Linked DNA regions of Homo sapiens: region 2 is linked to region 1. The links are chromatin loops, found by intact Hi-C in ENCODE. Cell type or tissue: endothelial cell of umbilical vein. All regions are shown on one strand. Links, peaks and the distances in the headings refer to the core of each region. The heading gives the core; the rest is flanking DNA.

Region 1 (5,750 bases), core at 1,193-5,192:
TGAGAGAAAAACAGTTAAATGACAAGTGAAAAAAATCAGGGGAAAAATTGCAGTCTATATGACAAAGAGTTAACATTGTTTTACAGGTAATTCTTAAATTAGCTACAAAGGTTAAAAGCCATCATTCTTCCTCTCTTGCCCACATAGTCCAATTCAATTAAGCACTCTTAAGCCCAGACTCTTAAAACAAGGATTGGAAGCCTATTTATTTGATGCCCTGGACAAAGATGGAAGTGGCCCCAAAATTCTGCTCCATTATTATTTTTTGAGACAGAGTCTCGCTCTGTCGCCCAGGCTGGAGTGCAGTGGCGCAACCTCAGCTCACTGCAACCTCCACTCCCAGGTTCAAGCGATTCTCCTGCCTCAGCCTCTCAAGTAGCTGGGATTACAGGTGTGTGCCACCATACTTGGCTAATTTTTGTATTTTTAGTACAGACAAGGTTTCACCATGTTGGCCAGGCTGGTCTCGAACTCCTGACCTCAGGTGATCCACCCACCTTGGCATCCCAAAGTGCTGGGATTACAGGCATGAGCCACCACGCCCAGCCAATGCCCCATTATTCTTCCTCAGAAAACTCTTCCTTGGAATAGATGCATCCAACATATTGGAAAAGATAACATCAAAGCACAAACAGTGATTATCTGTAGGCTTGGAGTGAATTATTTTTGCCTTTTTCCTATCTGTATTTTCTGAAATTTTCTAAATTGACTATGCTTTGGAAATTAGAAGGAAAATTTATCAGCCCAGGTTCTTAATTATAAGCAATAGAAATCAATCTGGCTGTTTTAAGCAGGCAGGGATTTATTTAAAATGTACTGGCTATCTATAGAGAAGGTAGAAAATCAGGCTTAGGCCTGAGCAGACAGAAACAAGTTTCCAAATTATACTCCAAAGCCTATCGGTGAGAAAACAGCTGTTCCACCAAGCATGAGATGTTCATCTTTTGACCACCTCCATCTCTGCACTAGGAACCTGATCGTGCAGTAACCCCAACTGTCGTTGCTGCCAGAAAGACGAATATCACCCTTGCCTCTTACCGTTGCTTAGTCCCCTAGTCAAAGTTGAGGGCACATTTGGCAGAAAGTGCTGGCCTGGGTCATGTGCCTGCACCCCAATACCACCTCTGTCAGGGAAAAGCAATCGTTTGGCATTTTCAGCCTCTATAGTGAGCAGATGTCTCCACATCTTATCAAGACTCATAAGGCAGAGAATTCCCAAGAGGTAGAAAGGTGGTTCGTATGCTGCGTGGTCAAGAGAACAGTAAACGTCCACTACACACTACACTTTTAGAAAAAGATGTTTATAAAAATACAGAGAAATGGAGCACTCTAAGGAAAGCAGTAACAGTTCAGGGAGAACTGTGAAGGGGTTGAGCATAATTCAGGTAGAGATGATGCCTCTACTTGTTGAAAATCATCTTCCTCTCCCCCTAAAATATGAATCATTTCCCTTCATTTTATTGTTTTTCCTAAGATTATCTGCCAATTAATACATTATTGGGGGTTAAACATGCTTTTCAAAAATAGTGTACAGTGGGTTATCAATAACTTACAGCCAGTGTGAATTAATTTAGTCACACTGATTTTTAATTCCTGCCTCAAAGCTATACCAATTCCTATCTTTGAAGGAAGTGAGCGAGAGGAAAGAAAACAAGAGCACATGCACTTAGGGCCTAGGTAAGAGGGTACAAAAATGGGGGACTTACGGTATGGTGAGCATGTTAATGAAAAAATTATTCAGTGACATTTGTGAAAGCACATTAAGAAGGTTTTATTCAGGACCATCGTGTTAGGATAGGGACCACTGCAACAGAGTTTGCAAAAGTGGAGAGAGACTGGGATTGACTCTGAATATAGCATGGGCAAGTGGACATTTATAGCCAAGGAGCATGGTTGGAGGGGTGGTCACTGGATGGGAAATTTCTACAAGACAACATCAGGAGTAAGGCTAAACTAACCCACAGGATTCTTACTGAAGACAGATGGGGTGATCAGACATCACCTGTGGAAGGTGGAGTATGAGGAATCGGATCAGATGTCAAGAGTGATCAGCTATCAAGGGTGAGGGCTCTTGCTAAACTGACTTGGTAGGGTTCTTTGCTAAAACTGGGTTGTACAAGGAAGTGCACAGATGGGCCTAGGAGAAGGTTGAATAGCTTGACTAAAGTTTGGCCAGGCAAAGAATTTTTGTCATGTGCATAGAAGGCCAGAAGGGAGTGACACAGAAAATGAAAAATAAATAAAAGGCAGGCAAAAAACCAACCAACCAACCAAAAACAACAGATACAGATATCTACTTAAGAAATTTGTTTGAAACATCTGTGACCCAAGAATAAGGCAAGAAAAAAAAAAAAACACGGATTTTTCCTTATGGACTCAAAATGTGGACTATTACCCTGGGTCAGTCATCTCATGGACTACAAATTATTCCAAAATAAAAATGTTACTAAAAATAGCTTTCTTACCATTAAGTCCGATGGAAGCACTTTAGGAAATGTGCCATTTTTATCCCACGGCATGTGCCCTGAGGCACTGCGTACTCCAGCTTGAGATGTATACCAATTGATGTGCTGGCCCCATGGAGAACACCACGCCAATTTCAGAACCAGGAATAACTGTGTTCTGCCTGACACCGTGCCTCACATATGTGATGTTTTCATCATTACATTGGCCACTAGGAAGTTGAGAGTCAAACTGAGGTCAGCCCCAGAAAAGCAGGATATTACAATGTTAAATGGCATATTTCCTGCATAACAAGCTGCTGCTTGTTTTTCCTATCCTTTTAGTATTTATCATCCCCATTCTCCTCTCCCATATTAAGAAAAAAAAAGTCAGCCATCTTAAAATCCTTTTTATAATGAGGAAGGGCAAAAATAATAAATATGCATATTGACATTTGCTTGGAAACCTAGAATATAAATTCAAGGCACTAGCTCCTTATTCTGGTTAGACATCAAATCACAATTAAATCTTCCTCAAATTCTCTGTTGTCCTGGTAACTGCTCTCTACTTAGAGAACATGGAGGGCGAGATTGCCCAAAAGGGTCTGGAAGGAGAGCAAGAGCTTATTAAGGAATTCTTTCTGATGTTCATAACCACACAACAAGCTGTGCCAGAACGACAGCGCGGAGCTGGAGAAAAGCCCTCCTTCAGGTTATCCCAATTGCTGTGATATATTTTAGGCTCTGCCGCCGTTAAATGCTATGGACATTATAATAATAAGATTGGCCATGGCACACCAAAAACATTGACAATAAATAGTATTTTGGATAATCAGATTGAAAATCCTCTTAAGACACATTTGACTCTAACAGCTATATTTAGACTTAGATGAACAGTGGCTGGGGGATTTTAAGTGTCAATTGGTGTGAATGAATAAAGATGGTTTTAAAGGAGCTATATTGCTTAGGGATTAAGGCCAACTGGAACAATTCACTTAAAAAAAAAGCCTCCACACTCAGTAGTGCAGCTCACATTTATCTGATTGAGGCAGATACACTTTAATCCTTAGGACTTGTATTGGTAGTCCTGGGATGGTTCGTCTCTCCATTTGTACAAAGCATAAATGAGATCTTGCAACTCCTGTAACTGAGACAATGTTTGCAGCAACAACAAAGAGGAAAAAAAATTTAAGTAGCAGTCATTTTTATTTTGGCTTAACAGATTTTCAGCAGGAAGACTCTGAATATGAATCGGCTTCATTTTTAAATCCTGAAGAAAATTTCTGAAGCAGCCCATAAGGTGCCACTTTAGTCAGAGGCAATTTAAAAAAGCCTAGAATAGCAAGAAAGAAAATCACCAAATTTGTTTGGACATTGTAGGGGGAAAAAGTTACAAATTATATTAACTCCATTCTCACATCCTCCCTGAGTCTATTTGCTTTTATACTCCTAGAACTCTTCCCCTTTTTGGAGGTAGGAATGGGGCAGGAGGCATGGTGTAAATAGTAAGAAAAACTTACATTAAGATATTGGTTACTTCCAACAATGGCATTGTGATAAGCACTTAATAAAGAGAATGGTGCAGACTTTCTTCCAATAGGCAAGTGATTCTTCTCAAGGGTCAAATTCCACTCTCTCATTGATAATTTGAGCATTGCTAGAAAAAGTAAACACTAGAATTCCTCTCTGGGTCTTTGTTTTCATGGTCCTTAAGGACCACTGAAGAAGGCATTTCCAAACTTAAATTCCTAACAATATATAGCAACCTTAAGAATCCTGGAAACTACTAGAAACACAGTTTCTCTAAGTGAAATATCAACAAAGGACATGTACCTACTTGGATTTCCTGCAGGTACCACTTTTAAAGTGGGATTCACCATATTCTTCTAGCCAGTAAGCAAGCTACTTAATGATGCATAAAACTAATTATTGTAAGACTGAATCTGTTTGGTAGCTGTTCACAATGTGGAAAATCACACTTTTTCATGGCCTATTTTCTTTTAAAATGTGTGCCCCTTTCCCATCCTTAATGGGTTCTGTATATGTAAAATAAATACTCTTCGCAGCAGGACCCTGGCTTCGAGGCCTTAAAACCCAATAGAGTCCTGTAGTTTAATGGTCCTTAAATGCTCAACATCTTTTTCACTTAATGCAAAATCCATCTGATCTAATAGCTGTGACTGAATTATAGATATATAATTTTTTTCTATTAAATGTTAATCTTCTGACTTGGCAGAGCAATAGACGCTCTAAATTATTAAGAAGGCAATAACCTCTCTAAACTCTTTCCAGAATTCAGAATATTCCCAGGACTGCTATCTCGAAAAAAACTGCGAACTTGCTTAAAATATAAGTCAGGCCGGGCGTGGTGACTGATGCCTGTAATCTCAGCACTCTGGGAGGCTGAGGTGGGTGGATCACCTGAGGTCAGGAGTACAAAACCAGCCTGACCAAGATAGTGAAACCCCCATCTCTACTAAAAATACAAAATTAGCCAGGCATGGTGGTGCATGCCTGTAATCCCAGCTACTCGGGAGGCTGAGGCAGGAGAATCACTTGAACCCCGGAGGCGGAGGTTGCGGTGAGACGAGTCCGAACTGCGCCAGCCTACGCAACAAGAGTGAAACTCCTCAAAAAAAAAAAAAAAAAAAAAAAAAAAAAAAAAAAGGCCTATTAAGTACAATTTGATGCCAAATATCAATTATAAGGGGCATTGTTTTTATTGATGTCTCTTCCATTATTTTACTGAATGGAATATATATACATATAAATTAGACTGAAATATATATATATATATGAACTGGAGAAGCAACCCTCACCAGTCTTGCTCTTTTTCATTTACATATGACATTTTTGTAACCTTCTCTTTTTGGTTGAATTAATTCATCATCAATGTTTGTTCATGCAGGCATAAATAATGAAAATGCCTCTAATATATAAGTGATGTCACATGCCCAATTACACTGAACACAAGCACCCTCACTGCCCAGGGAGTCTTGTTGGAATGCCATCGCTGATACAGCTTGATCTTTAAAAAAAAAAAAAAAAAAAAAAAAATCTGTACATTCATTACTCACTTGAGCCCAAAGGTCAATATATTCAGTAATAATCAGAAACCATGCTAAGAAGCAGGTTAATATTTACCTGGAGAGGCTGGTCTAAAGAGTCCTGTTTCAAATAGCTAAGATCAAAACACGGGAAAGAACTGAATTTCCAGCAACAGTCTCAGGTTCAGTTTCCAGTTTAGCGGGGAACAACACTGAATGAAATGACAGTTGAAATGTCTATACTAATTTTCATTTCGTATTT
Region 2 (5,750 bases), core at 824-4,823, 1.2 Mb before region 1:
TTTTTTTTTTTTTTGAGATGGAGTCTCGCTCTGTCACCCAGGCTGGAGTGCAGTGGCGCTACCTCGGCTCACTGCAACCTCCACCTCCTGGGTTCAAGCGATTCTCCTGCCTCAGCCTCCTAAGTAGCTGGAATTACAGGCATACGCCACCAACCATGCCCGGCTAATTTTTGTATTTTTTTTAGTAGAGACAGGGTTTCACCATGTTGGTCAGGCTGGTCTCAAACTCCTGACCTTGTGATCCGCCCACCTTGGCCTCCCAAAGTGCTGGGATTACAGGTGTGAGCCACCGCACCCAGCCTTGAGCCACTGTGCCTAGCCCACCTGGCTCAATTTTAATAATGTATTTTATTTAACTCAATATATCCAAAATATTGTCATTTCAACATGTGGCAGTAGCCACACTTCAAGTGCTCAATGGCTACATGGACTAGTGGCTACTGTAGTGATGGGACATTCTTCTAGAACGTTCTTTCTATTTTTTTTTGAGACGAAGTCTCATTCTTTCACCCAGGCTGGAGTACAGTGGCGTGATCTCGGCTCACTGCATCCTCTGCCTCTGCCTCCTGAGTTCAAGTCATTCTGGTACCTCAGCCTCCCAAGTAGCTGAGATTACAGGCTCATGCCCCCATGCCTGGCTAATTTTTGTAGTTTCGGTAGAGATGGAGTTTCGCCATGTTGACCAGACTGGTCTCGAACTCCTGAGGTCGAGTGATCCGCCCACCTCAGTCTCCCAAAGTGCTGAAATTACAGGTGTGAGCCACCATGCCTGGCCTCTCTAGAATGTTCTTTATCCTCATGCCTCAAGGAGGGAGTGACACAGTGGGTTTTTGTTGAAGAAATACCCTCCAGCTCCTGGAAAAGTGGAAAAGTGCCTGAGGGAGGGAGGTGGGGAGACCCGTGGAGGCAGTGCAGGAAGCACCGACCTAGGCGTGAGACGGAGAGGAAAGCTCAGCTATGAAGGAGGATTGTTTTTTAATGACTGTCTCCAAAGGAAGTTGTGATTCAGCCTCCTGAGAAGATGTGATATCAGCAGGAATCCCCACTCCTCGTGAGAGCCCCAGAATTGTCTTGAGCCCTAAGACAAGGATATAAATTTAGGGAAGTCATCATAGACAATTTTGCTCTCAAACTCAGGGTGCTTGACTGGGCACAGTGGCACACACCTGTAGTCCCAGCAATTCGGAAGATCAAGGCGGGAGGAACGCTTGCGCCTAGGAGGTCAAGACTGCAGTGAGCTGTGTTTGCACCACTGCACTCTAGCCTGGGTGACAGAGCAAGACCCTGTCTATAAATAAAACAAAACAAAAAGCCACCCAGGGTGCCACCATCCGCAGCCCCATGTCAGGTTCAGATCCCATCCCTCCCTCCCAGCCTGCATTTCCAGAGGCCGTCTTGACTCCTTGACTGAGACAGCATCCACCTTTCTGCTCTCTGCCTGTTTCTCACAGATGGGGAGGGCTGAGCTCAGGGGCCGACTTTGAGCCACTGTCCCTGGGGCTCTGTCCTTGTCCTGAGCTACCCCTCAGTTCCAGCTGCAGATCTAGAGCTGCACCCTGAGTCAGCAGTGGGACCTGAGTCTCAAAACGGCAGAGGAGTCCTGGCTGTCTGCTGAGGTAGTGCATGAGGAAATGGATTCCTCGTGCTGGCTGGGTGGCCTCTGGCCTGTCATTTGTCCTCTTTGGACCCGTGCTTCTCACAGCATAGTCTGTGGACTGCATTGGCTCTCAAAATATTGTTACTTGTCTATATGGAGACAGGTACAGTAAGTACCTGCTGAGAATGTAAGAGTAAACATAGAGACTTTTGGCAGGGTGCAGTGGCCCAAGCCTGTAATCCTGGCACTTTGGCAGGCCAAGAGGAGAGGATCGCTTGAAGCCAGGAGTATGAGACCAGCCTGGGCAACATGGTGGAATCCTATCTCTACAAAAAAATACAAAAAATAGTCAGGTGTGGTGGTACACGCTACTCAGGAGGCTTAGGTGGGAGGATGCCCTGGGTGGGGAAATGGGGAGAGATGTTGGTCAAAGGGTAAAAGTTTCAGTTAGACAGAAGGAATACCTTTTTTGAGGTCTATTGCACAGCATGGTGACTATCCTTAATAATAATGTATTGTATATTTCAAAATTGCTAACAGTGTACATTTCAAATGTTCTTACCACAAAAATGGTAAGCGAGATGATGGATTTGTTAAAATTAGCTAGACTTTATCATTCCACATTGTATACATATATCAAACATCACATAAGACCACATAAATGTATGCAATTAATAATAAAAAATTATAAACAGGAACAAAAGACCAGTGGCAACCTGGTCCTTCTTCAGAGAGGGCTTGGGAAGTCCTGCCTCCACCCGCTTTCCAGTGGGGTGAAAGGGAGGTGAGCCTTGCAGTTCTCCTTTGGGGCAGGAGGGGGCGGCAGATACACGGGTAATCCATCTTTCCCTGCAGGACCGGTTCCTTCATTCTTCAAGCATCCTCCATTTGGCACCTTCTGGATGCTGGGGACACAAGGAGAAAGAGAGGCTTTCTCCTTCTTCCTGTTTTGCCTCAGTCCAGGGCAAAGCCACCAGGGAGAGTGTCCAGGAGAGCTGTCTACATGGAGATGACACAAAACGTGACCCCTGCCAGGGGCTCTTCTCCCAGGAGGTGTAGCTGCGTGGCTTGAGTGTATAGCAGAGGCCTGAGTTGGGCTTTCTGGGTTCGAATCCTGGCTCCTTCTCTAGTTGCTGTGAGACGTAGGAAAGGCTTTGGAGTCACCCCCAAGCCCAGCTTCTTCAAGTGTAAAGGGGGCATGTTAATGGTAGCTGCCCTACAAGGGTATTGGGGGATTAAAGGATAATTCTTTTTTTTTTTTTTTTTTTTTTGAGATGGAGTTTCACTCTTGTTGCCCAGGCTGGAGTGCAATGGTGCATTCTTGGCTCACAGCAACCTCCGCCTCTCAGGTTCAAGTGATTCTCCCACCTCAGCCTCCCAAGTAGCTGGGATTACAGGTGCATGCCACCATGCCTGGCTACTTTTTTTGTATTTTTAGAAGAGACGGGGTTTCACCATGTTGGTCAGGCTGGTCTCAAAGTCCTGACCTCAGGTGATCTGCCCGCCTCGGCATCCCAAAGTGCTGGGTGTGAGCCACTGCGCCCGGCAGGAGATAATTCTTATAGAGCACTTAATACTGTGCCTGGCCTGTACAGACACCTGCCCAAGCAATGTGTTCATTATTTTTGACAGTCTCATCCTGTCTTGCTTTCTCTCAGCTCCTGTGAGGTTGAGAAATGTCACTCTTCTTTGATAGGCACTTTTCCTGAGGGCAGCCAGTTCCGCCAGTCACTCTGACTGTTGGACCCTTTGACATAGTGAGATTTGGCTCAGTCCTCACCTCCTCCAGGAAGTCTGCCGAGATGATCCCAAGTCCTAAGAGCCTCCTCACTGTAGCCTCGTTTTTTCAATGATTAATTCCTAATTTGTCTAATTTCTTCCTCCTGCATGTCACCCCAGCCCTGCACAGACTCTGCACGTTCCATAGTGTACAAGGCATTGTCCTAGCCATCTTGCTGCCAGAAGACACTGTGAGGGTTGCAAGCCTGGCACCGGGAGCCAGCCTGCCTGGGTTGGAATTCTGGCTCCACCTCTGGCCAGCTGTGTGGCTTTGGGCAAGTTGTTTGACTCCTCTGGGCACCCAGCCCTTGGTTTCCCTGTTCTATCTTGCATATTACTGTGATATGAGTGAAGTAATGCAGGTGAAGGCCAGGTACCCGCATTGAGCAAGTGCCCAATAATCCCAGCACTTTGGGAGGCCGAGGTGGGCGGATCACTTGAGGTAAGGTGTTTCAGACCAGCCTGCCCAACATGGTGAAACCCCATCTGTACTAAAAATACAAAAATTAGCTGGGCATATTGGCGGGCACCTATAATCCCAGCTACTTGGGAGGCTGAAGCACGAGACTTGCTTGAACGTGGGAGGCAGAGATTGCAGTGAGTCCAGATCGCACCACTGCACTCCAGCCTGGGTGGTAGAGTGAGGCTCTGTCTCAAAAAAATATATAATAATAATAATAAAAAATAAATAAATAAAAGTCAGGCCAGGCGTGGTGGCTCATACCCGTAATCTGAGCACTTTGGGAGGCCGAGGCACGTGGATTACTTGAGGTCAGGAGTTCTAGACCAGCCTGCCCAATATGGTGAAACCCTGTCTCTACTAAAAATACAAAAAAATTAGCCAGGCGTGGTGGCACACGCCTGTAGTCCCAGCTACTTGGGAGGCTGAGGCAGAAGAATCATTTGAACTCGGGAGGCAGAGGTTTCAGTGAGCCAAGATTGTGCCACTGCACTCCAGCCTGGGCGACAGAGCGAGACTCCATCTAAAAAAAAAAAAAAAAAAAAAAAAATTCAGCAGAAGAGAACACTGCGGCTCAGGAAGAAGAGCTTGATTATTAAGTACCTACCAAATGCAGGGCCCTAAACATACACTATCTCATTTTTTCTTCCCAGAAGAAAGGTAGGCACTTTTGTCTCCATTTTGCACATGAGAGACTCAGTTGCACAAGTCTGCAGGACCACGGAGAACAGGAGTTTTTCCCGATATGAAGTATCTGACAGTTAGTATCTGATACAAAGTCCAGAGTTCCTCTTTGCCGGTTTTGTGATGGAAGGATAAAAAGATGTGGGTTTTTTGGGGTCCCCTAGGCATAGACCTAGAAGGCCAGAAATAAACATTTATTTTCCTCTCTGTTTTGCCTGAAAACCAAGAGGGCTTTCAAGAGGATAAAGGTGTTAGTGGGAAAGTGGGGGTCTCATTCGAGGACCCCCAAGGGTCTCTTGTAACAGGTGGCCCTGCAGCATTAAAGGCTCTTGCAGAAGAGCGTGGGAGTGAGCAGCAGGGGGCGCTACGCCCTCGGCAGAGAGACGCAGCTTCCCTGGGGAAACAGACCCCGGGCTTTGAGTGCTTAGGAGCGGAGCTCAGCCTGAAATAGACAGGCAGCAGCATCCCAGCCCACTCACCTACTGAGGAAACTTGAACCTGAGAGCTGAGAGCTAGAGGGACCTCCCGAAATCAGGATCAGTATGGTCATTGCAAGCACTGGCTTTGGAGTTTGTGGATTTGTAATTGAAAATCCGCTCAGCACTTTCTAGTTACGTGACCCCGGGCAGGTACTTAACCTCTTGGAGCCTCAGTGGCCTCATTGAACAAAAATTAACACCTGTTTCATGGGGCTCTCAGGAGGATCAAGGCAATGATGCGTGTAAATTTCTTAGCATAGTGTCTGGCATCTATGAGCACTCAATGAAGGGCAGCCAGTGTTGCTATTAAGGGTCATGTGATTTGCAGGGTAGTCCCAAAGAGGCGAGGCCCCTGCCCTTCAGTGTCTAGAGCCCCTGTGCTGCTGTGGACACCTGCTTTGGTTCTTCAGTGGGGCTCACTTTCTGGGACACTGGAGTATCTGAGTCTCTTTCTGCCAAGGAAACTGCCCACGCCCTGACAGACTTGCTTGTCTCCAGATGCCTAAGAATCCCATTTGGGCCAACAGGTTTGCTGGAGGTCAGTGGGGAGGAGGAGGGCAGTGTGGTCCCTGCTCTGCTATGAATTTGCTGAGGCCTGTGTTGCCTGGAATAAGTCCCTTGCCCTCTCTGGGCCTCGATTTCTTCACTTAGATCCAGAGGAGCTGCAAGAGATAAGTGTTGGGATCCCTCTCAGTCCAGCTTCAGCATCCTGCGAGTGCGTCCCCATCCAGGAAACATATGTGCATTTTAA

What was found. Hi-C counts contacts between places; a loop is a spot of excess contacts. Peaks named below come from ENCODE experiments on the same cell type or tissue, not always from the same donor. Only the 100,000 strongest peaks of a DNase experiment are listed, where the experiment ranks them.
Region 2: a loop joins it to region 1, with 4 times the contacts of the local background. A loop is called at or near these places in 2 of 110 quality-filtered maps.

Annotation. Positions count from the first base shown.
Region 1 is chr15:70,648,068-70,653,817 of GRCh38, forward strand. LOC107984791 (a long non-coding RNA gene) reads right to left here and starts at 4,908. Exons shown (of 3, transcript XR_001751595.2): 1 at 2,466-4,908. In endothelial cell of umbilical vein, for the core only: no CTCF peak of the experiment used is centred there; a DNase peak (open chromatin) is centred at 2,704; H3K27ac peaks cover 733 bases.
Region 2 is chr15:69,473,538-69,479,287 of GRCh38, forward strand. No RefSeq gene overlaps it. Among named protein-coding and RNA genes, the nearest start is that of LINC02896, 14 kb to the left of the region's middle. In endothelial cell of umbilical vein, for the core only: a CTCF peak has its summit at 2,408 (motif pointing right); DNase peaks (open chromatin) are centred at 974 and 2,424.